Regions from separate parts of the Mus musculus genome. Here region 2 is linked to region 1. Evidence: chromatin loops called from intact Hi-C (ENCODE). Cell type or tissue: left cerebral cortex. All regions are shown on one strand. Each heading gives the region's core, and the rest is flanking DNA. Links, peaks and the distances in the headings are about the cores only. Region 1 has its middle 78 kb from the start of Gm41649. Region 2 overlaps Msh2 (mutS homolog 2).

Region 1 (17,427 bases), core at 4,049-12,048:
ATCAACTGATTAGAGTTGGTGCTTAAGATTAAGCTACTCAAGGGCATGAGATGGAGGGCAGAGAAACCTAAATGTTACCAAGTCTGTGATAAGGCACAGGCACACTTTCAACACCACTTCATTTGGAACAAATCGTGACCATGTATCAACCTCCATTCATATACAAATAGGATGCCTAATTCAGAGCACTGGATCATCCCCTAAAACTCCTTTTCCACGAGGCTGAAAGTCAGCTAGCACTCGTGTCACAGTGTTCTCTCTTCTGTAGCCCCCATTCCTGAAGAGCCAAAGACCTCTCTCTAGTTCGGCCATTCTTCCCTTACAAGGCCAAACACTTCTCAGAGGTGCCGAGAAACAACTCACAGGTCCTGTTATAATTATAATTATAATATATTATGTATAATTATAACATATATAATATAATATAATTATAATGCTGCTGTGTAGGCCTGGGGCAGGCTCAGTGATGCAGGTTTAGACTTCAGATGCAAGGCGCTAAGTCAGCTCTTGGTACTCTAAAGAATACCAGATACTTGGAACTATGTGCATGAGTGCATGCGTGTGTGGGCGGGGGAACCCCCCCCAACAAAAGCCCGTGGAACATCATGTATGCTACATCATGTATGCTCCTATATTGCTTCCTGCCCTGTATTAAGAGTCAGGGTCCCTCACGACACCTGGAGGGTGACAGTTTTTGGGTAGGCTGGTGACTAGCACGTCCCAGTGACTTTCCTCTGTGTCCCACCTGTCCGGGAGTTGGGATTGCAGGCATCACACTAGCACTAGGCTTTTCACATGGCTGCTGAGGATTTGAACTCAGTTCCATGCTTGTGCCGCAAGCACCCTTACCCACTGAGGCAGCTTCCCAACTCCCACTTGATGACTTAACAGACAGTGATTTCTCACAGCTCTGGGGGGTGGAAGTTCAATACTAAAATGCTTGTGAGTCTGGCTTTATTCTGAAGCTGCTTCTTCCGGCTTACAAACCGCCACGCTCTTTCTGCCACCGTCACGTGATGAAGCCAGTTTGCTTATCTCGTCATCTAAGGACAAGTCCTATGGGTCTGGGCTGCACCCTTATGACCTCAACTTCTTTAACCATAACTACTTCCTTAAAGGGCCACCATCAAAATACATGGACATTAGCTGGAGTCAGGACATTAGCATTCCTGTGTCACTTCATGTGTCACTGGATGAATACAAACATTTAGTTTATTACCTGAAGGAACAGAACCCTGAGAGAACTTCCCTGTGTGATGGGGTCCCTGAGAAAAGTGAATAGTCTTAGGCAGCTGCGCCTGGCCTAGTGTCAACATGCAAGCAACAAAGGATTTATCTTGTTTTGCTATCATTGTTTTGCTGCTGACAGGAGAAAGCCATTGTCTAATTATGCGCCTCAGCACCCTAGGATTGTGGGGAGAAGTCCATTTTCAATTCTTCTTAACAGCCTCCCTCTGTGGCAATTCTAGCCAATTAAGCCAGCTCCGAGGTTGCATGCAGAGAGGGCTCAGTGCCTGTGCTATATTTAGTACCAGGTGGCAGGTGGACATCAGCTGCAGAGCCCAGCACCACCACTCCTCACCACAGCGTGTCAGGATGACCCCCAAGGGCTTGTGTGGCATTCTGGAGGTGCCACACGCCAACTCTGACACCTCCCTTACTGCCCCAGATGGCTTTGGAAAAGCTACTTCAGTTGGCATGGTGCCTCTTTATGGGCAGTATGCCTTGGGCCTGCAGAAAATATTTGAAATCAGAGTTAAAAAACGCATTGGCTCTCAGAGACAAAAATGTCTAACTTGAAATTAGCAAATATTAAATGCCTATAAAATTTTAATGGTGACCTATGTATATAGCATTCTACTCACATGAATAAGTAGTTTGCTATGATATGTATGTGATTATATGAGCAATGTGGGTAATTTATTTTCAAAAAGCTAAAAATAGAAAAGCTTTCAGAAGCCAGTAAGATGGCTCAGAGGGAAAAGGTGCTTACAACCAAGTGTTCCTCTGTCTGCTCTTTTCCCGGATCCCATCCAAAGATAGAAGTTGAGAGCCAACTTCACAAAGTTGTCCTCTGGTATTCAGCTGTCATATAGCATCATATACCATATACAACAACATCAATAATTAAAGGTTTTGTTAAAAGCAAGACTAGAATCCATCTACCAAGCATGAGTCACAGAACTATGCCAGTGACACCCAGTTTACTCCGGTTACTCCTAAGGTCTATGGGCTTGTCATGTGCACATGCCCACAGTGCTCTTCCTTGGTCCCTTTCCTGTCAGCTGGAGATTGCTACTCATTGAAGGCTTCTCTAAAATAAAATAAAATAAAATAAAAATAAAATAAAAATAAAATAAAAACTTCCAGGAAGAAGCCTGCTTTGACCAGCCTTCAGCCCGATATAGATGTGACTCCTCTTCTCTTTATATGTGTGTGCTCGCACACGCATGCACACACGTGTGCGTGCATGTATGTGCGATGTGTGTGTGTCCATGTGCATGTGTAAGAATGCATGAATGCTTGTGTACATGTATGCATGCTTGTGCAAGTGTGTATGCAGATATGTGCATGCATGCATGCACATGTGTACATATGTGTGTGCATATGTGTGTGCATGTGTGTTAGAACAATGAAATAGGCCTTCCCCTAAAGAGCCTTGTCTAACCTCCCAATGGGAGACCTTCCTGCACTCTAGCCACGGCCCCAAACCCAAGCTGCCCACCGAGCTAGCAGCCTGAGCTAGCCAGACTCTCACCCGAGTGGGAACTACCCAGCGCCTTCTCCCCCTGCCCCTTTTCCCTCTGGCTCGGGGCAGACGTGCAGCAGTCCCCTGCATCCACCCGCCCAGAGACCTAGAGCTCTGGTGGGACATGGGTTATCTCTCCTACCCCCTTTATTTCCCAGTGTCCAGCACCCCACATGCCACAGGGGATTTATAAGTCAGTTATTGACATTTGGTTTTGGCAAGTTGTTTAGGAACCACCACAAGCATAGCAATGATCCCGACAGTGAATTAGAAAGCAGAATCAGGGGCTGGCATGAGGGACACTCTGAATGAGAGACACAGAAGGCAGAGACAGGGGCAGAATTAGAAACTGGCTGGCATTGGGAAAGGAGAGACAAGGGAGAGTTGACACTGCTCCCAAAGGCTGGACGTGAAGGTGAAGAAGTCTCACTGTCTCTGTGATGGTTTGTGTGCCCTCGACCCAGGGGTGGCACTATTAGGAGGTGTGGCCCTACTCCCTGTTGGAGTAGGTGTGTCACTGTGGGTATGGGCTTTAATACTCTCATCTTAGCTGTCTGGAAGACAGCCTTTAGCTAGCTGCCTTTGGAACAAGAGGTGGAACTCTCAGCTCCTCCAGCCCCACGTCTGCCTGGATGCCACCATGTTCCTGCCTTGATGATAATGGAATGAACCTCTGAACCTGTAAGCCAGCCCCAATTAAATGCTGTCCTTTATAAGAGTTGCTGTGGTCATGGTGTCTGTTCATAGCAGTAGAACCCTAACTAAGACAGTCTCCATGCACACGTGGCCCAGGAGCACCTGTTCCATCTCCTCTCAGAATGGAGCCAAGCATCAAGGGATACTCTGGCTCTGAAACCGCTTAGGAAGAAATGGAGCTGTAGACATGCATGGTAATTCTGTTACAGGAACCAAGGGAGCTGTGGCCAGGAAGGCTTCATCTGTGGACATTGCCCAGGTCCTCACCCTCCAGGCTCCTCATCGGGTGTGGTTAAAGCCCAATGCATCACTTTGTCTCCCGTCCTGTGCCTTCCCAGCCCCACATTTATCCATCTTCACTCTAGGTATGTGGCTCCAGGAACCTTAATGACTGCTAATGGTTTCCTTGTTCTTCATAGTATTAAAAGCACACAATAGTCTGGAGAGGAGGCAGGAGCAGTATTGCCCTGGCCAGCTAAGGCTATGGACTGAGCAACCCGGCAGGCAGGCCAGAGGGAGCCTGCAGCTATATCCAATAACCTGTTCAAGGAAGACACCAACACCCACCCGATTCTGAGTTTTAGTATCTTAACCCGACATCTGTTTAATCTTTCCCGGATCTACTTAGTTCTTTGCCTCGAGCTAATTTGCAAGGAAAACAAAACTGTCTGCTCCTCGCTGAGCTGCAGAGATCTGTTATGTCATGCAACAGAGTAAAAGCAGCGTTATGTCCCCAGTAATTATTTGTTTGTTGTTGCTGTTTGTTGTAATTTTGGTTTTTGAAACAGGGTCTCATTAGCCATCTATCCCTGGCAGACCTGGAACTCTCTGTGCAGACTACACTGGCCTCAAACGTGGTCTTCCTCCTCCCTCTGACTTTCCAATGCCAGGAACCTCCACACAAATTCTCATGTTGAAACCTAGTCCCCAGTGTGAGATGTTAGAAGGTGCACCTTTGGGAGGCTGTCCCCTCTTGGATAGGATTGGCAACATTACAAAGGGCTCCTTCACCTACTTCCACCAGCTCTCCAGCAAAAACCTGGTTGGTGCCCTCACCAAACATCAGGGTTGTTAATGGTTGATGTTGAACTACCCAGTGTAAACGGATGGCATGACCCTTCCATGGTATGGTTAAGGGGATGGTTTTTATTGTAGACATAAGGGAGGGAGCATCCAGCGGCATCTGGAAGAATGCAGAGAAGAAGTAGTAGACTGAACATGGCCAGCAGGATGGACCTGGCCAGGAGAGAAGCATGCACACAGAGAGGGAGGAACAGAGAGAGAGGGAGAGTGGGGAAGTGGGGAGGAGGGAGGCAGAGAGAGCCTAGCCAGGTCATAAGGAGGGTGAGGAGCTAGGGAGAGAAGCCCGTGAGCTGGAGGAGTTTAGGGAAGAGGAGGCGGAGAGCTGGGGCGCTAGCATGGCCTGTGATCACAAGCTCTGAACTATGATAACGGTTGATCTGATACGTGGTGGCTAAAGGAAAGTGGGTGGGTAGTGCACACAGTGTGGGCACACCAGGCCAGGTACACACAGCGTGGCCTCACCAGGCCAAGGGATGATCAGAAGAACAGAGAGGGCAAGTATAATACAATGAGCTATTTTGAGAGACCATGAAGAGAGATTACATTCACCTAGCACCCTGTTTACAGTATATTTATCGTGGGCGCGCTCTGTCAGACACATGAGTGCTATTTATCTTTCTATTTGTTGTCAGAAGATCCAGTAGCTTCATTGGCAGCAATCTGTCAGGTAGTCACACTGTCCTTGCCCTTGTGGTCCGACACACATTCTTTTATTCTTCTCTTATCACTAACAGTAACCCTTAGATCATACATCACATACAGTGGAGGGCGGGGGTGGCTGGGTGTAGGAGAGGGAACATATTTCCAGAGACAGCCAGACATATGTTTATGGAATTCCTGTAAGAAGTCGGAGTGAAGAGTTTTGAGAAACCAAAACTGGGAAGCTGAAATCAATGGAGAGGCAAGGTGCAAGGTGAGTAGATAGAGCTGGTCACCTGGGGTAGAGCAGGACCCTGGGGACAGAGCAGGTCACCAGGGCTGGAGGGTGCTACTGTAGGGCTGGCTGCTGCTGACTCACGGTTAGAGGCGGAGCTTCGGAGCTGAGTCTGGCTGCAGAGGAGACAGGCAACAGTGGGGACTGAGCTGAACTGGAAGTCCCTGGTACAGTGGAGAGTTCTCTACTATTTTGTCCCCTGATACACAGAGGATGGTCACCTAACAGACTGTGAGTTGGGGGGAGGGGTATTGTAAGACAGAATTCCTCTTCAGATAAAGGAGCTCTGCCTCAGGACATCCCTGAGCCCGGTGTGTCCAGAGTGCGATTTTAACACACTCACATGCTCCTACAATCCCAGTTCACCTTGACAAGTGTACAGGGTGACACCCTTTCCACACTCAGGGATAAAACCTCCATCAGTCTGTCCTTCAACACTGGTGATGCCACATGCCCGCCAAGGTAGAGCCAACCTTCTCCAAAATGAACTCTCTCAGGGCGAGGCACAGCCCGAAGACCATGGGAGAATCATGCGGGGCAGGTGCGGTCTGCACTCAACAGTATTGTTACAGTGACCCTAGTTCCTGATCAATCTGTGTTGAATTCATTATTGTTTATATATTTAGTGTTTGATTCTTGAGAGAGGGTCTTGCTATGTAGCCCAGGCTCACTACCTAGGACTCACTATGTAGTCCAGGATGTCCTGGAACTCAGGGTAACCCTCTTTGCTTTGCGTTCAGGGTGCTGACATTACACCTTCCTGTGCCTAACTTAAACATTAAACTTTATCATAGGTATGTATTTTTTTTAAAAAACCACAACATATGTACTATCTGTGACATATGTAGTGTCTGAATCCCCGAGGATGAGGGGACTTGTTCCTGTCCATCTCATCTGTGGAATGGTGGGAGGAGCGCCTCCCAGATGATGGAGAGAACTCAAAGCTCAGGAGCTGGATGGCAGTCCTGGTGTAAAACAAGGGCGTCCACCCTCGACGCGACTGCCGGTTGCCTGGGGGAAATACTTGAAAAGAAAAAGTCTGCTTTTTTGGGGCCTGCCTGGGCTTTTGTTAATAAATTTCCAGTAGGGCGCTTCCGCCACTTGCCTTTTTTTAGAGACGTGAAGAAAGGAGAATTGAAAACATTTCCTATGTTGAAATGAAAGGCACTATTTAATCTTGTCACCATCTGCCTTCGCTCCAGGCTGAGAGCCTGCAGGCCTGGCTGCCTGTTTCCTAGCGACAGGACAGACACACCTTCCCCATTAGAGACACAGCAACTGTAGACAATGCCCTTGCTCCCCCGGGACCTGGAGTGTGGCCTGGCTGGCCCTGGACACTTTCCTTCAAGCAAAGAAACCACTCTAGCTTCCTTCTCGCGGGTCACACAGCAGCAGGCCTAGCCTTTAATTAACTCGAGAAGTTCCTGTGTAGTCTTCAGAACCCAGGTTCTCTCTTCCGCTGACGCTTCACTTCTGGGAGATCCACAATGGTGTGTTCTCGGGGCGCATTCTTTCTAGAAGCTCTGAGGGAGGCTCTGAGCTGTGCGGCCTGGGTCTTAACTCCCACTGGCTCCGGCGCTCTCTGACGCCCCCTGGCTTGCAGACAGGGGGCGCCAACTCTCCATCCTCAGGCAGCTTTTCCTTCCTGTGACTGTGTCTTTCCTGTCCCTTCTGGGGACATTCGCGTAGATTTAGGGCACAACCTAATCTGTGTTGTGTGTTCATCACAACAGTCTTATTTAATTACATCGACAGAGTCCTTGATTCTAAATAAGATCACATCCTGAGGTTCCTGGTGCCATAGCCTTTGGGAAGCCAGAAACTAACCCATGGCAGAGGCCTGTCATGTCACCTGCAGCTCTTTTTTTTTTGTGGGAGAAAGGGTCTGATAAGTAAATGAGAAAGGGCATGACCATTCTAGGTATTGTTGTAGAGAGGTTCTTATGGTAGATATGAGGAAGAAGGACCAAGAGAAGACCCAAGAGAGCAAAGATGGCCAAGAGCGGAAGAACCAAGAAAGCACGGCCTAAATGGCAGGTTTATGTAGAAAGGAGAAGCTAGAGGAAGGGTAGTTTAGGGAAGGGGAGGGGAGGGGAGGGGAGGGGAGGGGAGGGGAGGGGAGGGGAGAGTTTAGGGCAGAGAGTAGGGGTAGGGAATGGAGGATGGGGTTGGGGTGGTGAGAAATGCAGAGATACCAGGACTCTAACAGGAGCTTGGTGAGAACAGAGAGCGCCTGGAAGCCTGGGTTGTTAAATAGACACCGCTGTTAGCCATTTGTCCTGAGTTTTGGGGGGAGGAGCTGACAATAAGCTGCTTATTAGGTGGCTTTACCTCTTGACCCATAACTAATGTGTGCATATATTTAAAGCCAAGCTTGGGAGGGCAGGACACTGCCTGTAAATGTAGCCCTAACCCTCACGGCAGGAATCCAGACTGGTCATTGCCTCGAGCAGTGGTTCTCAGCCTTCCTAATGCTGCAACCCTTTAACACAGTTCCTCACGTTGCAGTGCCTCCAACCATAAAGTTATTTTCATTACTACTTCATAACTGTAATTTTGCCACTACTGTGATCATGATCTGACATGCAGGGTATCTGATGTGTGACCCTGTGAAAGGGTCATCTTCTGACGATCTGCCAGCTGAGGGTCAGCCACCCCGTCTAGCTCTGCTATGCCATGGGGGATAAGAACCTGCATAGCTCGAACAGCAGGGCTCCCCTTGGACCCTTCTGCCTTTGTAGCAGCATGGTGATCAGCTGCGTGCCTCACGGGTGATTCAGGCCCACCTGGGAATAGAGACCATGAAAGCTCCTGACCCCTGGCAGGGACCCTCCCTCTGTATAGTGTCCATGTGTTTGTTTTTTAGGATGGTGGGAATTGAACCCACAGTCTCCTGCTTATAAAGCAAATGCTGTCCAGCTGAGCTGTACCCCAGCCCCTCTCCCTCTTGGTCTTCTTGTCTGGATACAAAGCAACCACCTACAGCAGCTGAAACAGACTGAAAGCCTCCAGTCCCCAACTGTCCTCACCAGTGGCTGAAACCTGACCTTCTAAAATCTACTCCTTTTGGCTCAGTACATCAACAGGCTGGGTAGGGTGCAGGCTCTGTATGCTTGACAGCTTATATTTTGTTCCCAGTACCTAAGGTAAATCAAATGCAAAAACAAAAAGAAACCTTCAGGACTATTGTAGGCATTTTTTGACTAGGGATTACAGCCTCATTCAGAAGGAACAAAGGATGTTTTATGGAAATTTCTCCTCCCACGTGGTCTCCCAAGTACTCAGACCTCCCTTGAAGCCACTGCTGTGATGGTATCTCAGCCGTCTGCAGCCTTCGTGTTCTCAGAGACACACATGCACTCATGCACACACACATAATTGGAAGGCAGCCTGCCGGGGTTTGTAGTCTGTGTTTGGGGGGTCCTTCTGCTTCAGTGGTAGAGGGCCTGCTCCAGCAGAGGCTCCATTGACCTGTGAGCATTGCCCAATTCCAAGACACACAGGCTGTTTTGGATTACTGCCAATGAGGCAGCCGAGGGTAACTTTGAATGCACACCTGCCACACTGGCATGGAAATATGTCTACAGGGTGCACTAGAAATAGCATTGTTAGGCTCATCTCCAGATGCCACGGACCTCCAAGGCCCTCTGGCCCTGGACTGAATGGCATCCCACAAAGGCCGTTTTAAGACGTGGGTGCCGTGCAGGTGGGGATGTGACTTTCATTCACCTTGGCAGGAGCACTCATATGGTTGTTATGCTTCTATTAAAGGTGTGTCCATGAAAGGGCTGCCTCCATGTCTGGCCTGCACAAAGGCTGCTCAGGGTGGCCCAAAACCAAAGGCTGCAGGCCTCTGCTCTTTCTCCAGTTCACTCTGCCCTGCCCTGAGAGACCTTGGCCAACCATTCAACCTCTGTCAGACAGTGGCACATTAATCCTCATTGTTGCCTCTCCTAGATTTGAGAAGAGATAGAAAAATGTGTTCTGGGGCTTTCTGGGAGTCTACAAAGCTACCACATTTTATTTATCAGTAATAGCAATGGCCAGGAAGTGGAGTGACCCCACAACACCCTTCCTACTGCTGTTCCTTCCAAGCTGTCTATCTTCTGCTGGGGTGTGGAGCAGAGGGTGTGTGTGTGTGTGTGTGTGTGTGTGTGTATGTGTGTGTGTGGTGTCACCACTGAGGAAACACCTTCCATTCTAAGATTACTTGTGGGCTGCACACACCCAAAAGTCCAAGGACCATCACTGTCTGCCACGGTTGGATGGGGTGGGGTATGTCTCTGAGACTTTTCAACCTGGAATCTCAGGTGCCAGCAGCTAACAGTTTCTTGACACGTGTTACATGCTTCATCCTGTGTTTCTTGATCACAGTCTTGCTTACAGCAGGTTTAAGCAGGAAAAGAATCTGGTGGTATTTGTGGGGTAGCTCACAGAATCACTTCAGTTAAATATACAGCTTGCAGCTCAGAAATTAGGAGCGCAGCTCAGGGTGAGGCAGCAAAGTCCTAACAGGCAGAGACACTGATGCGACTACCCTAGACATGGACACCAGACACTAAGAGGACTGGCTACCACAGACTGTCTTCCAATGCCTTACTTCTTGAAGTTTATTTACTTATCTTATGTACAAGTGTCTGTGTGTGTACACACACACACACACATACACACACACACACACACACATATATATATACACATATATACATATATAGACACATACATATATAGACATATACATACATATGCATATATACATACATACATACATACATATATATACATAGCTCACAGAATTTGAGCTATTGCTTGTATATGTTTTGGCTTATTGCTTGTATTATGTTAATTGGGTTCTTAAAATTACGTGGGGATTCACACGTCTGCCTGTAAGATGCAGAAGGTCCCCGCCCCCAGTTGGCTTTGATTGGTAAATAAAGTTACCAGCAGCCAACAGCCTGGCAGAGAGACAGAGGAGAGACTTTTAGGAGAGATGCAGGAGAGAGAAAGAAAGGCAGAACCATCATGCTGGGAAGCAGAAAGATCAAGTGTGAGAAGCAGAAGAGAGACAGCCAACATGTAAGAGTTGGAGATCGTGGCTCAGTGGGGCTGCAGGCCTGGGTCTGGGGTGGCCAAGATGGAATATAAGTTTAATTTCAGTAAGTGATAATTCAGGAATATCGGAGGGGAGAGTGTGTTAGCTTCAGGGAAGTTTGGAAGTGCCCAGCCATTGAGTTGTTTAAGGCATAGTAAACATAAGGCTGTGTGTGAATGTGTACGTGTGTGTGTGTGTGTGTGTGTGTGTGTGTGTCTTTCATTTGAGAATCCACAACATTGGGGCAGTAGCAAGGAAGTTGCACCTCCACCACTGGACAAGTAGAGCTGATTAATCAACTACCACTACACACACACAAAAGCATGTGTGCACACATGTGTACATGCACTCATACACACACACACATGTGCATGTGAGTGTGTGTGTGTGCAGTGCCAGTGGAGGCAAAGGATGTCAGATTCCCTGGAACTGAAATTAGAGACTGTTGACTGTTGTGAGCTGCCATGTGGGTGCTGGGAAATTAAGTTGCTCCTAACCACTGAGCCATCTCTCCAGCCCCATGTGCCCTATCTTTTAACCCTTCACAAGTGTGCCCCTGAAAACTTATGGAGGGGATTCCCAGTCCTCGGGAAGGGGGAGCAGAGAGGTAACTGTTTATAGTCAGCGTGCATAAGGACTCTGAGGCCTGCCTCCCTAGAGCATCCCCTGACTGTGAAGGGATACAGGCCTTTGCATGAAGCAGGGCCACATGCAGGGCCACCGAGATCTTTATTCTGCTACCTCTACAGATGCATCCTGACAGTGCGGCTCCCAAAGCCTTGGGATTTTTTTTAAACTCAGCTTGATAACCAAGAGCTTTCTGAATCTACTGAATTATACCCCAAAGCCAATACTGATAGATCCCTAGAAGCAAGCCTTTGGGAGAGAAAAATGGGAGGCAAAAACTGCTTGGCCTGTGGCAATGCTAACATACCTGTCCTTAAGGACTACAGAGCAGGTGAGCCTAGGGTCTCACTTTGAAACCCTGACAGAAGAGGACACTAGATGAAGAATTTGACATACCAGAGGCAGTACTCTGTGCCTTGACCGCCTTCTTTGGAAGAAGACCCTTATTACTAGCCCACCCACCTATACGCCAGTTCTAGGGTGGGTTAAGGGCCTGGAGCTGCTTTCTTTGTCCTCATGGGTGGTTTCAGCTGGATCTCTGTTCAAGCTGAACTCTCTGGGGGCCAAGAAGGGCCTGACGAGCCATGAAGATAGGGCAGAGAATACCATTTCCCCATTCCATCCTTATCAGCACTGTGAACTCTGTTCATGCCAGACAGACAGGCAGATACTGTGAGAGCTGGCAACTCAACCCCACTAGGGGGCACCAGAAACTGCAGGGCTAGTCACTGCCCAGAAGGGCAGTGGTAGTGCATGCCTTTAATCCCAGCAGGGGCATGCTGATCTCAGTGAGGCCATCCTGGTCTACAGAGTGAGTTCTAGGACAGCCAGGGCTACACAGAGAAACCCTGTCTTAGAAAACCAAATGAAAAAAGATTTACTTTATTCCTGCTTTGAGACTATGGAATTGGGGTCTGTGAGACTTTGGTGGGGTCCTCTGTATCTGTGAGGCTTTGGAGGGGCCCTCTGTATCTGTGAGACTTTTGGGGGGGGGGTCCTCCATGTCTACCAACAACCTAGGGCTTAGTTACAGCAATGCATTAAGTATGTTAAAAATATATCTCTTATCTTCTAAAAGAGTGGGATTTTTTTTTGCTAGAGCTCACAGCTGAGTTAATAATAGTTATTAACTATTATTTGAAGTTATTTGAGACTTACTTAAGACTGTTGTCCTACAGAATACTAAGCCTGTCTGTTTAACCCACCTTTAAGAGAACAACGCAATGATCAACCTTATTTGTCTTGGATTTCTTTTTTTTTATCTTTCTTTATTAGATATTTTCTTTATTTACATTTCAAATGTTACCACTTTCCTAGTTTCCCCTCCGAAAATCCCCTATCCCTTCCCCCCTCCCCTCTCTTGCTCACCAATCCACCCACTCTCTCTTCCTGGCCCTGGCATTCCCCTATACTGGGGCATAGAACCTTCACAGAACCAAGGGCCTCTCCCCCCATTGATGACCAACTAGGCCATCCTTTGCTGCATATGCAACTAGAGCCACAAGTCCCACTATGTGTTTTCTTTGGAAGGTGGATTGGTCCCTTGGAGCTCTGGAGATACTGGTTAGTTCATATTGTTGTTCCTCCTATGGGGCTGCAGACCCCTTCAGCTCCTTGGATACTTTCTCTACCTCCTTCATTAGGGACCCTGTGCTCCTTCCAATGGATGGCTGTGAGCATCCACTTCTGTATTTGCCAGGCACTGGCAGAACCTCTCAGGAGACAGCTATATCAGGTTCCTGTCAGCAAGCACTTGTTGATATCCATAATAGTGTCTGGGTTTGGTGGTTGTTTATGGGATGGATCCCCAGGTGGAGCAGTCTCTGGATGATCATTCCTTCAGTCTCCGCTTCACACTTTGTCTCTGTAACTCCTTCCATGTATATTTTGTTCTCCCTCCTAAGAAGGAGCGAGGTATCCACACTTAGGTCTTCTTTTTGAGTTTCATGTGTTTTGCGAATTGTATCTTGAGAATTCCGAGCTTCTGGGCTAATATCTACTTATCAGTGAGTGCATATCATGTGTGTTCTTTTGTGATTAGGTTACCTCACTCAGGATGATATCCTCCAGATCCATCCATTTATCTAAGAATTTCATGAATTCATTGTTTTTAATAGCTGTGTAGTACTCCATTGTGTAAATGTACCACATTTTCTGTATCCATTCCATGTTGGAGGACATCTGGGTTCTTTCCAGCTTCTGGCTATTATAAATAAGGCTGCTATGAGCATAGTGGAGCATGTGTCCTTATTACATGTTGGAACATCTTCTGGATATATGCCCAGGAGTGGTATTGCTTATGTCCAATTTTCTGAGGAACCGCCAAACTGATTTCCAGAGTGGTTGTACCAGCTTGCAATTCCACCAGCAATGAAGAGTGTTCATCTTTCTCCACATCCTTGCCAGCATCTGCTGTCACCTGAGTTTTTGATCTTAGCCATTCTGACTGGTGTGAGGTGGAATCTCAGGGTTGTTTTGATGTGCATTTCCCTGATGACTAAGGATGATGAACATTTCTTTAGGTGCTTCTCAGCCATTTGGTATTCCTCAGTTGAGAATTCTTTGTTTAGCTCTGTGCTTCAGGTTTTAATAGGGCTATTTGGTTCTCTGGAGTCTCACTTCTGGAGTTCTTTTTATATATATTGGATATTAGCCCTCTATTGGATTTAGGATTGGTAAAGATCTTTTCCCAATCTGTTGGTTGCCTTTTTTTTTTTTTTTTTTTTTTTTTTGCCTTTTTGTCTTATTGACAGTGTCCTTTGCCTTACAGAAGCTTTGCAATTTTATAAGGTCCCATTTGTTAATTCTTGATCTTACAGTACAGGCCATTGGTGTTCTGTTCAGGAATTTTCCCACTGTGCCCATATGTTCGAGGCTCTCTTCCCCACTTTCTCCTCTATAAGTTTCAGTGTCCCTGGTTTTATGTGGAGTTCCTTGATCCACTTAGACTTGACCTTAGTACAAGGAGATAAGAATGGATCAATTCGTATTCTTCTACATGCTAACTGTCAGTTGAACTAGCACCATTTGTTGGAAATGCTGTCTTTTTTCCACTGAGCTCCTTCGTCAAAGATCAAGTGACTACAGGTGTGTGGGTTCATTTCTGGGTCTTCAATTCTATTCCATTGATCTACCTGTCTATCTCTGTACCAGTACCATACAGTTGTTTGTTTGTGTGTTTGTATTTTATCACTGTTGCTCTGTAGTAAAGCTTGAGGTCAGGGATGGTGATTCCACCAGAGGTTCTTTTATTGTTGAGAAAAGTTTTTGCTATTCTAGGGTTTTTTGTTATTTCAGATGAATTTGCAAATTGCCCTTTCTAACTCTGTGAAGAATTGAGTTGGAATTTTAATGGGGATTGCTTTGAATCTGTAGATTGCTTTCATCAATATGGCCATTTTTACTATAATTAATCCTACCAATCCATGAGCATGGGAGATCTTTCCATCTTTTTTTGTTTGGTTGGTTTTTTTGAGACAGGGTTTCTCTGTATAGCCCTGGTTGTCCTGGAACTCACTTTGTAGACCAGGCTGGCCTCGAACCCAGAAATCTGCCTACCTCTGCCTCCCAAATGCTGGGATTAAAGGCGTGTGCCACCACGGCCCAGCTCTTTCCATCTTTTGAGATCTTCAATTTCTTTCTTCAGAGACTTGAAGTTCTTATCATACAGGTCTTTGACTTCCTTAGTTAGAGTTACACCAAGTTATTTTATATTATTTGTGACTATTGTAAGGGTGTTGTTTCCCTAATTTTTTTCTCAGCCTGTTTATCCTTTGTGTAGAGAAAAGCCACTGATTTGTTTGAGTTAATTTTATACCCAGCTAATTCACTGAAGTTGTTTATCAGCTTTAGGAGTTCTCTGGTGGAATATTTGGGGTCACTTATATATACTATCATATCATCCGCAAATAGTGATATTTTACTTCTTCCTTTCCATTTTGTATCCCTTTAATCTCCTTTTGTTGTCTAATTGCTCTGGCTAGGACTTCAAGTACTATATTGAATAGGTAGGGAGAAAATGGGCAGCCTTATCTAATCCCTGATTTTAGTGGGATTGCTTCAAGTTTCTCTTCATTTAGTTTGATATTGGCTACTGGTTTGCTGTATGTTGCTTTTATTATGTTTAGGTATGGGCCTTGAATCCCTGATCTTTCCAAGACTTTTATCATGGATTTTGTCAAATGCTTTCTCAGCATCTAATGAGAAGAAGATCGTATGATTTTTTGTTTGTTTGTTTGTTTGTTTGTTTATATAGTGGATTACATTGATGGATTTCTGTATATTGAACCATCCCTGCATCCCTGGGATGAAGCCTACTTGTTCATGATGGATGATTGTTTTGATGTGTTCTTGAATTTAGTTTGTAAGAATTTTACTAAATATTTTTGCATCGATATTCATAAGGGAACTTGGTCTGAAGTTCTCTTTCTTTGTTGGGTCTTTGTGTTGTTTAGGTATCAGAGTGATTGTGGCTTCATAGAATTAATTGGGTAGAGTGCCTTCTCTTTCTATTTTGTGGAATAGTTTGAGGAATATTGGTATTAGGTCATCATTGAAGGTCTGATAGAACTCTGAACTAAACCTGTCTGGTCCTGGGTTTTTTTTTTTTTTTTTTTTTTTTTGGTTGGGAGACTGTTTATGACTCTTTCCATTTCTTTAGGGGTTATGGGACTGTTTAGATCGTTAATCTGATCCTGATTTAACTTTGGTACCTGATATCTGTCTAGAAAATTGTCCACTTCAACTAGATTTTCCATAGCCTTTTGTAGTAGGTCTGATGATTTTTTTGGATTTCCTCAGATTTTGTTGTTATGTCTCCCTTTTCATTCCTGATTTTGTTAATTAGGATACTGTCCCTGTGCCCTCTAGTTAGTCTGGCTAAGGGTTTATCTATCTTGTTGATTTTCTCAAAGAACCAGCTCCTGATTTTGTTGATTCTTTATATAGTTCTTTTTGTTTCCACTTGGTTGTTTTCAGCCCTGAGTTTGGTTATTTCCTGCTGTCTACTCCTCTTGGGTGAATTTGCTTCATTTTGTTCTATAGCTTTTAGGTGTGCTGTCAAGCTGCTAGTGTATGTTCTCTCCAGTTTCTTTTTGGAGGCACTCAGAGCTATTTTTCCTCCTAGGAATACTTTCATTGTGTCCCAAAAGTTTGGGTATGTTCTGGCTTCATTTTCTTTTCTTATTTATTTATTTATTGATTGATTGGTTTTTTTGAGACAGGGTTTCTCTGTATAGTCCTGGCTGTCCTGGAACTCACTCTGTAGACCAGGCTGGCCTCGAACTCAGAAATCTGCCTGCCTCTACCTCCCAAGTGCTGGGATTAAAGGCATGCGCCACCACTGCCCGGCCTGGCTTCATTTTTCATTAAACACTAAAAAGTCTTTAATTTCTTTATTTCTTCCTTGACCAAGATATCATTGAGTAGAATGTTGTTCAGCTTCTACGTGTATGTGGGCTTTCTATTATTTATGTTGTTATTGAAGATCAGCCGTAGTACATCGTGATCTGATAGGGTGCATGGGATTATTTCAATATTTTTGTATCTGTTGAAGCCTGTTCTTTGACCGATTATATGGTCAATTTTGGAGAAAGTACCATGAAGTGCAGAGAAGAAGGTATATCCTTTTGTTTTAGGATTAAATGTTCTATAGATATCTGTTAAATATATTTGTTTCATAACTTCCTTAGTTTTACTGTGTCTCTGTTCAGTTTCTCTTTCCATGATCTGTCCATTGATGAGAGTGGGATGTTGAAGTCTCCTACTATTCTTGTGTGTGGTGCAATGTGTACTTTGAGCTTTAGCAAAGTTTCCTTAATGAATGTGGATGCCCTTGCATTTGGAGCATAGATATTCAGAATTGATAATTCATCTAGGTAGATATTACCTTTGATGAGTATGAAGTGTACCTCCTTGTCTTTTTTGATAACTTTAGATTGAAAGTCAATTTTATTTGATATTAGAATGGGTACTCCAGATTTTTTTCTTGGGACCATTTTCTTGGAAAATTGTTTTCCAGCCTTGTACTCTGAGGTAGTGTCTGTCTTTGTCACTGAGGTGGGTTTCCTGTATGCAGCAAAATGTCCGATCCTGTTTACGTAGCCAGTCTGTTAGTATATGTCTTTTCATTGGGGAATTGAGTCCACTGATATTAAAAGATATTAAGGAAAAAAGAAGGTTGCTTCCTGTTATTTTTGTTGTAAGAGTTGGGATTCTGTTCATGTGACTATATGCTATCTTCTTTTA
Region 2 (8,000 bases), core at 1-8,000, 190 kb before region 1:
GGCCAGACTGAAGGAGCATTGTGATTTGTTTTGTGCTAGTGTGTTTTGCTTTTTTTTTTGCTTCAAGTCCGGGTCTTGCATAGCTCAGGTTGGCCTCAAACTCAGATTTCGTGTTCTTCCTGTCTTCATCTCCCAGGTGCTAGCATACAAGCATGGCTTACTTTACCTGTCTGTTGTGCCTGAGTTTTGTGGAAGATTGCTCACACTCTCTCTCCCTCTTCTTTCCCCTCCCCTCCCCTCCCCTCCCCTCCCCTCCCCTCCCCTCCCCTCCCCTCCCCTCCCCTCCCCTCCCCTCCCTCTCTCCTGAGACAGTTTCTCTGTATAGCCCTGGCTGTCCTGGAAGTAACTCTGCTCCTTTTTCTCCTCCTCCTCTTCTTCCTCCTCTTCCTCCTCCTCCTCCTCTTCCGATTTATTTATTTATTTTATGTTTATAAGTACACTGTAGCTGTCTTCAGACACAACCAGGAGAGAGCATTGGATCCCATCATAGATCATTGTAAGCCGCCATGTGGTTGCTGGGAATTGAACTCAGGATCTCTGGAAGATCAGTTGCTGCTCTTAACTCCTGAGCCATCTCTCCAGTCCTGCGCTTCCCCTTTTAAAGTTATTTTTTTTTTCTTTAGCTAACCATGGTGATACTCACATGTAACAAAATTCCAGCCTTAAAGAGATAGAGGCGGTGAGGATAGTGACTTGTGTGTGTGGTGGCTTGTTGCCGCACATGTGGAAGTCAGAGGACAGCGTGGGGAGTCAGTTCCCCCCAGCCGTGTGGACCTCCTGGGGATTGAACTCAGTTGTCAAGCTCGGTGGCAAGTGCCCTCCTGTTGAGCCATCTTATCACTTACTCGTGTATTTTACGTTACTTATTTATTTTTTTTCCAGGTTAAATTTAGTGGAAGCTTTTGTCGAGGATTCAGAACTGAGGCAGAGTTTACAGGAGGATTTGCTTCGCCGGTTTCCAGACCTTAACCGGCTTGCCAAGAAATTCCAGAGACAAGCAGCGAATTTACAAGACTGTTACCGACTGTATCAGGGTATTAACCAGCTCCCCAGCGTCATCCAGGCTCTGGAGAAATACGAAGGTATCGTGCGGTCAGCCAGCCAGCAGCTTTGTTTTACGTTAGCTTTTCCATTTTTCCCTCACCCCGTTTTACTTCCCTGTGTTCTAACAAATGTGCTGTTAGGTCTGTGGGGATGTTACACTTTCCAATAGGTTTGTTTTGAGTCAGGCCCAGACAGGGGTCTAGTAAGGAAAGGGACCTTGGTGGCTAGCTGTAGGAGTGTAATGTAATGATTTAGCAAGGGGGAGGGCAAGGCCTCCCAGCACCACGTTTGCCGTGTTTCCCGTGTTTGGGCCTACTAGGTCAAGGTCAGCCCAGACTGCACAACATCATGTCGCAATAAAAAGGAAGTCCATATAGTTATCTAATAGAATATATGTGAGTGAGATCATGTCCTTGACAAAGGTGTGTGTGTGGGCACTGTGGAGATGAGCGTGCTTTGCATATATAGATGGGTCGTGTGTACCCATGTGTACGCGTGCCCAGAGCTACACTTGAGAGTTTCTCTCCCGTTCAGATGCTTGCTTTCCTAGTTGGGCGATGGCCAGTTGATGTGTGCTCTTGGACTCTGCCACTCCCCCCCCCTCAGTGTGAGGTTATCGGGAGGGGCAGCCATGTCTTACTCCATCTGGGTGCTGCAGATCTGGATGTCATTCCCATTTGTCCTGAACTAGTGCTTTTGGCCATTGAGTCGTCCATCTTCCCAGTCTCCCCCTTAGCTTCCTTGGATTGAATGCAAGTTTCTACAACACTAATTTTAGTTTGTATAGTTATTAAATATCTAACATGTAAAGCATTTTGAGTTGGAATTAGACATCAACAACTCTTAGAGCTATTAAAACATACCCCGTAGGGGCTTGGCAGTAGATTGCTTATATGGCTGATAAGCGATGAGACCCAGTATCTCAAAATAGCTCTGTCAGTGTTACGGGAAAATTTGCTTTCTTTTCCAGACAAATTTAAATTCAGCTTCATGATGACAGAACACAAATTGAGTTTTGTTGTGACAATAATTTATTTTGTGTAATGTGCGGAAGCAGGAGGGCAGCTTTGGGGAGTTGGTTCTCTCCTTCTATCCTGTGGGTCACAGAACTCCGAAATCAGGTAGCCATGCTTGACAGCAAGCCCCTTACCCACTGAGCCATGTTGTGGGCCCGAGGCACCAAGGTAACTGAGGGCTAAGGAGTTTAAGCACTTGGTACACAGGCCTGGACTGAAGTTGGGGTGCTCATAGTTCCAGGTGGAGACGGGATCTTTGAAGCTCCAACCTGGCTAGCAAGACTCATCACATCAGTGAGCTCTAGTTTCAACTAGGAGACCTTGTGGGTTCGGGATCCAGAGAAAAGCTCCGCAGTTTTTAGAGCACTTCCAGAGGTCCTGAGTTCAACTCCCTCTGGTGGATCTGAAGACAGCAGCAGTAGACTGACATACATAAAATAAATACATCTTTAAAACAGAGAGGGAGAGAGACCTTCCCTCGAGACTGCCGTGGGGAAGAGCAGTCTGGAAGCTTCCTGACAGCAGCCTTCACTTGGATGTGCATCCGCTCGCATCTGAGCGTGTGGACACACGCTCATACAAACACGTGGGAAAGATGATACTTTACAAAGGGTTCTTATTTTCTCAAAGGACCTTTGTAGAAACACTCCTCCTCTCGGTTGGTTAGATGTGCCAACCGGTGGTACAAGCTCATCACTGAGCCTGGGACCCCAGTGATCTTAGAACCCATGCAGTGGAAGGGCTGACTCCTGCAGGGCTCCTGGTCTGCACACACAGCATGGCTCATATACAAAAGAGACAGAATGAAAACCTGATTCCTCCACTCTGTGACTACGAATTTCTGCTCCTCGTGCCTCAGTTTCCCCATCACATAAATGTGTAGCATCTGCTTGTTTCCTTTTTATATCATTTTGTCTGGTTTCAGCAGGAATTAGGGATGTGCTCTGACTGGGCCGCTCTAAGCAGTAAGGCCTCAGCACACAGCAGCTGTTTGGGGCTTTCTGCTTTCATGTATCTCCCACTGTACAGTAGCAGATAGATAGCCTTTTGTTTCCTAGTAAGTCACCTAGTACACGATTAATTACTCATTATTTACTCATCTACTCACTGATTGATCGATTGACACAGTGTCCTATGAAGCCCTCCCTGGGTGGCCTGGAATTCTGTATAAGCAAGGCTGGTCTCAAGCTCACGAAGACCTGCCCTGCTGAGGTAAAAGCACTGCACAACTGTGCCCAGCTTGTGTGATTTATTTATTTATTTATTTATTTATTTATTTATTTTTAATTCTCCCTTTCTGTGATTTAGCACATTTAAGTGTTCATGTTTGCCCTATTCCCTCAGCACAGATCTGGTCATGAGAGGCGGCAGAGTTTGAGGCCGGCCTGGTTTACATAGGAAGTTCTAAGATAGCAAGTACTGTGTAGAGAGACTCTTTCTCAAAAAGTAAGACTGACTGACTGACGACTGACTGACTGACTGACTGACTGACTGACTAGAAAAAACAAGTCCTAGTCTGAATCGCTTTTGGTATGAGTGCATCTTCCTCTCTCGGCTCCCGGTTCTAAAAGCCTGCACTTCTTCATCCTCTGCTTACACATCTGCTTCTGACCCTGACCGCAGGGCTGGGCTGACAGGTGCTAAGGTGCCTGTTTGTTGATAGATGTAGCCAGCGAGCGCGCACACCACACACACACACACACACACACACACACACACACACACACGCAGCCTGAGCTTATAAACTTTAAGAAGACATCTTGTTTTATGTTCCGTGTTCCCGGTTTCCTTCTGTGGGTCCTCCCATCCCCATTATTTTTAAAGAGCTCAGCACAGTTCTTTAGTGTGCGGAATTTACCGTGCTTTAAAAAGTATATTAGCATCCATTATTTTGAGATGTTACAGATAATTTGTCCTCCTGTGATGTTTTCGGTTTTGACTCATTCTAAGCTTGCTTTTTAGTCCAGAGAACAGCAAGAGTCAGGTGTGTTCACAGACAGCAGGGGGCAGCAGCAGCTTGGAAAGGGAGGGCATTTGCATTGGTTACAGTTTTTCTCTGTAAGATACTTGCCAGCTTATTGGGAGGTTCTAGCTGGGTAATGGAGTTAGCTGCACAGAGGTCCTCAACAAAAGCAGTTTTCCTATCTTTGGGAAGGTGACTGCGTGGCTTTAGTTGACCCCATGGAGCGGGGTGATGCCTGTCCAGCCAGATCACCCTCACATCTAGAAACAGGGATTTTCATGTCTATCTCAAATGTTCCAGGGTAAAATATAAAATAACGATGTTCTACATTGGACACGTTTCCAGCAGATTAAGATAACTCACGCAGACATACAGATTATTTTATGTCTAACTTATCTGTTCGGACTTTGTAAACTACTTTGAAAAGTTATTATTTTATGTGTATTTTCATGTCTATCTGTGCCTGAAACTGGTGTTACAGACCCCTAACCCTAACCCTGACCCTGACCCTGACCCTAAACCAAACCCTAACCCTGCTTGTCAGCCCCTGTGAGGGTACTGGGAATTGGACCCTTACCCTCTGGAAGAGCAGCCAGTGCTCTTAACTACTGAGCATCTCACCAGCCACATGCAAATGGAATTTTGATAGAGAGTGCATTGAGTCTTTTTGGTTGCTTAATGTAGCCATTTTCACAGTATTCTGCCAATCTATGGGCGTGGGGTGTCTTCAGTTTGTTTATCTCTCCAGGCCTGACACTTCATGCTTCAGTTAATTTAAGAAGTTCACAATTCCTTGGGTGATCTTTGACATCCAAGACCCTTACTGAGCAAGCATGAGAGATGCTGAGAAGGCTCAGAGATGGCTCAACACTTAAAAGAGCACTGGGTGCTCTTCCACAGGACCTGGGTTTGATTCCCAGCACCAGCATGGTTCATAGCCATCTGTAAATCAGGCCCAGGGGATCTGACACTGTCTTCTGGCCTCCTTGGGTACCAAACATGTCAGTGATGCCAGACAGACAGACAGGCAAAGCACCTGTGCACTTAAGGCTTTAAAATGTGAAGAAAGAGAAATTACTGATGCTGTATATAGTGGCTGATACCCATAATTCCCAAACTTAGTATGCTGAGGCAGGAGGATTGCCATAAATTCTGAGCTACATAAATTTTGGGCTACAGAATGAGACCTTGTTTCAAAAGCCAGAACAAACAAGAAGAAAAGAAAACAAAAGAAAGTCAGAGAAACAGCCAGCTTCTAGGATTTGAGAGGCTGGGGAGCCTCACTGTATCAGCCAGTGATGCGTTTAAGGCTAGCAGGGGTTAGACATGTTGAAGTCATGAAGTGAGGTGAAGTGATTAGTCACAGTGCTAGAAAATAAGGGGAGAGTGGTAGAGCTGAGGCCTGCTAGTGTGTGTTCTCTCTCCTTAAAATTAAAAGACAAAACCAAGTTGCCTTAGCCTGCAGAGTTCCAGACAGGGCATCCAGTACTCTGTAATTGGAGTTATAGATAGTTGTGAGCTGGCATGTGGTGCTGATATGGAACCCAGGCCCTCTGGAAGAGCAGTCAGCCCTCTTAACCTCTGTCTGAAGCCCTTTCCGCAGCTGTGTATCTAGTGTTTGTAACTTTGTTTCATTTTGTGCTACACAGGCTGTTTTGGCTTCTAATAAAACTTATTTTCAGAATAATGGTTTTAAACATATGAAATAAAACAAGGAGAAAAGAAACTAATTGTATTGAAGTGTAGTTATCAAGATACAAAACCTTGATACAGAGCCATACACTTGAGTTTTTGTTTTTGTTTTTGGTTTTGGTTTTTTTTTTTTTTTGGTTTTTCGAGACAAGGTTTCTCTGTATAGCCCTGGCTGTCCTGGAACTCACTTTGTAGACAAGGCTGGCCTCGAACTCAGAAATCCACCTGCCTCACACTTGTAATTAATGCATTTAAATTGTGTATGCGTGCGTCCATCTGTCTGTCCCTCTGTCCCTCCTTCCCTTCGGAAGAGACAGTAAGATATCAGGTCTCCTGGAGCTAGAGTAAATGTAGTTGTTTGCTGCCTAGTGTGGGTTCTTGGAACTAAACTTGGGTCCTCTGCGGGAGCAGCGTACAGTGTTAACTCTCCAGCTCCTTAGTTAATGCATTTAGAAAGATTGTAAGGACTGGAGAGAGAGCCGGCTAAGTGTGTAAGATGGAGAGAGAGCCGGCTAAGCGTGTAAGATGGAGAGAAAGCCGGCTAAGCGTGTAAGATGGAGAGAGAGCCGGCTAAGTGTGTAAGGTGGAGAGAGAGCCGGCTAAGTGTGTAAGATGGAGAGAGAGCCGGCTAAGCGTGTAAGGACTGGAGAGAGAGCCGGCTAAGCGTGTAAGGTGGAGAGAGAGCCGGCTAAGTGTGTAAGATGGAGAGAGAGCTGGCTAAGCGTGTAAGATGGAGAGAAAGCCGGCTAAGCGTGTAAGGTGGAGAGAGAGCCGGCTAAGCGTGTAAGGTGGAGAGCGAGCCGGCCAAGCGTGTAAGGTGGAGAGCGAGCCGGCTAAGCGTGTAAGGTGGAGAGCGAGCCGGCTAAGCGTGTAAGGTGGAGAGCGAGCCGGCTAAGCGTGTAAGATGGAGAGAGAGCCGGCTAAGCGTGTAAGATGGAGAGAGAGCCGGCTAAGCGTGTAAGATGGAGAGAGAGCCGGCTAAGCGTGTAAGGTGGAGAGAGAGCCGGCTAAGCGTGTAAGGTGGAGAGAGAGCCGGCTAAGCGTGTAAGATGGAGAGAGAGCCGGCTAAGCGTGTAAGATGGAGAGAGAGCCGGCTAAGCGTGTAAGGTGGAGAGAGAGCTGGCTAAGCGTGTAAGATGGAGAGAGAGCCGGCTAAGCGTGTAAGAGCATTTGTTGCTTTTGCAGAGGACAGGTTTGATTTCCAGCTTCTGTGGCCATCACAACCATTCCAAACTCCAGTTCTAGGGTATCTGATAACCTCTTCTGACTTCTGTGGGCACCAAGGATGCATTTTATATAAAATTAAAGATAACTAAATCTAAAGGGGAGGGGGGGATGCTGACAAGTTGGCTGTGGTAGTTTAATTCTGTATCCCAGCTGCTCAGGAGGCCGAGGCAGGAACATCGATTTTTATACAACATAGTTACAGCCTTGTTTCTAAGAGAGGAATGAAAGGCCTACTCTTGCTTCAATTTCAGAATAATGAATCTGTATTTTAAATTTGTAATTATGGATATGTGGGTCTGTTGACATGCGACTATAGGTGCCCATGGAGGCCAGAGTCTGAAACCCTTGGAGCTGGGGTTACAGCTAAACTGTGAGCTGCCCAGTGTGGGTCTCAACGTTGAACCTGGGTCCTCTGCAAGAACAATTTATGCTTGTATCCACTGAGCCATCTCGCCAACCTGGAATGCTGAGTTTAAATGAAACTTTAGGATAACTCCAAAAGCTGTTAAATGATTTCAGAGTGTGGTGGATCTTTTGACTGGTAACAGACACGGTTGTCTAATACTGTGCACCTTCATTACCTGTTTTGGGAATGCGAAAAAGGTGAAACGATGACCTGTGTCCATGCTCTGCCTTGATGTCAAGGGGTCTGTGGGCCTTGCCTTAGCTTTTGCAGGGCTTTCCAGGCTGTGGTAGTTAATGGAGAATGCAGTCTTTAAAAATCCAGTTGGAAATTGGCAACTAAGGTTCAGTGGAGGTTAAAACTCAGGGAAGGAGGCTGAGGGTGGTCATGAAGATTCCAGGAGGTCTGCATTAGAGAGGGTAGGGGACACCGAGGATGACAGGAGCCTCACATCTGCAACAGCTGTTTTTTGTGGTGTAGTGTATAGTGACTGTTCGGCGTGGGGCACTGCCTGTTGCTGTGTCGTCTCAGGCACGCACCTATCCTCTGGGTAGTTGTCATCGTCACTACCTTGTGCAGACAAGGACAGGGCTCAGGACAGGGCTGTGCTGAGGATGAGAAAGCCACAGAGCAGCATGCCCGGGCTAGCGCCAGC

What was found. Peaks named below come from ENCODE experiments on the same cell type or tissue, not always from the same donor. Only the 100,000 strongest peaks of a DNase experiment are listed, where the experiment ranks them.
Region 2: it touches region 1 in a loop (2.9-fold over the local background); 5 of 42 quality-filtered maps call a loop at or near these places.

The regions. Positions count from the first base shown.
Region 1 is chr17:87,870,937-87,888,363 of GRCm38, forward strand. No RefSeq gene overlaps it. Among named protein-coding and RNA genes, the nearest start is that of Gm41649, 78 kb to the left of the region's middle. In left cerebral cortex, for the core only: CTCF peaks have their summits at 7,074 and 11,867 (motif pointing right); DNase peaks (open chromatin) are centred at 5,340, 5,524, 6,661, 6,965 and 2 more places; H3K27ac peaks cover 307 bases.
Region 2 is chr17:87,688,060-87,696,059 of GRCm38, forward strand. It overlaps Msh2 (mutS homolog 2), which reads left to right. Exons shown (of 16, transcript NM_008628.3): 7 at 883-1,082. Among named protein-coding and RNA genes, the nearest start is that of Msh2, 20 kb to the left of the region's middle. In left cerebral cortex, for the core only: a CTCF peak has its summit at 4,061 (motif pointing right); a DNase peak (open chromatin) is centred at 4,072.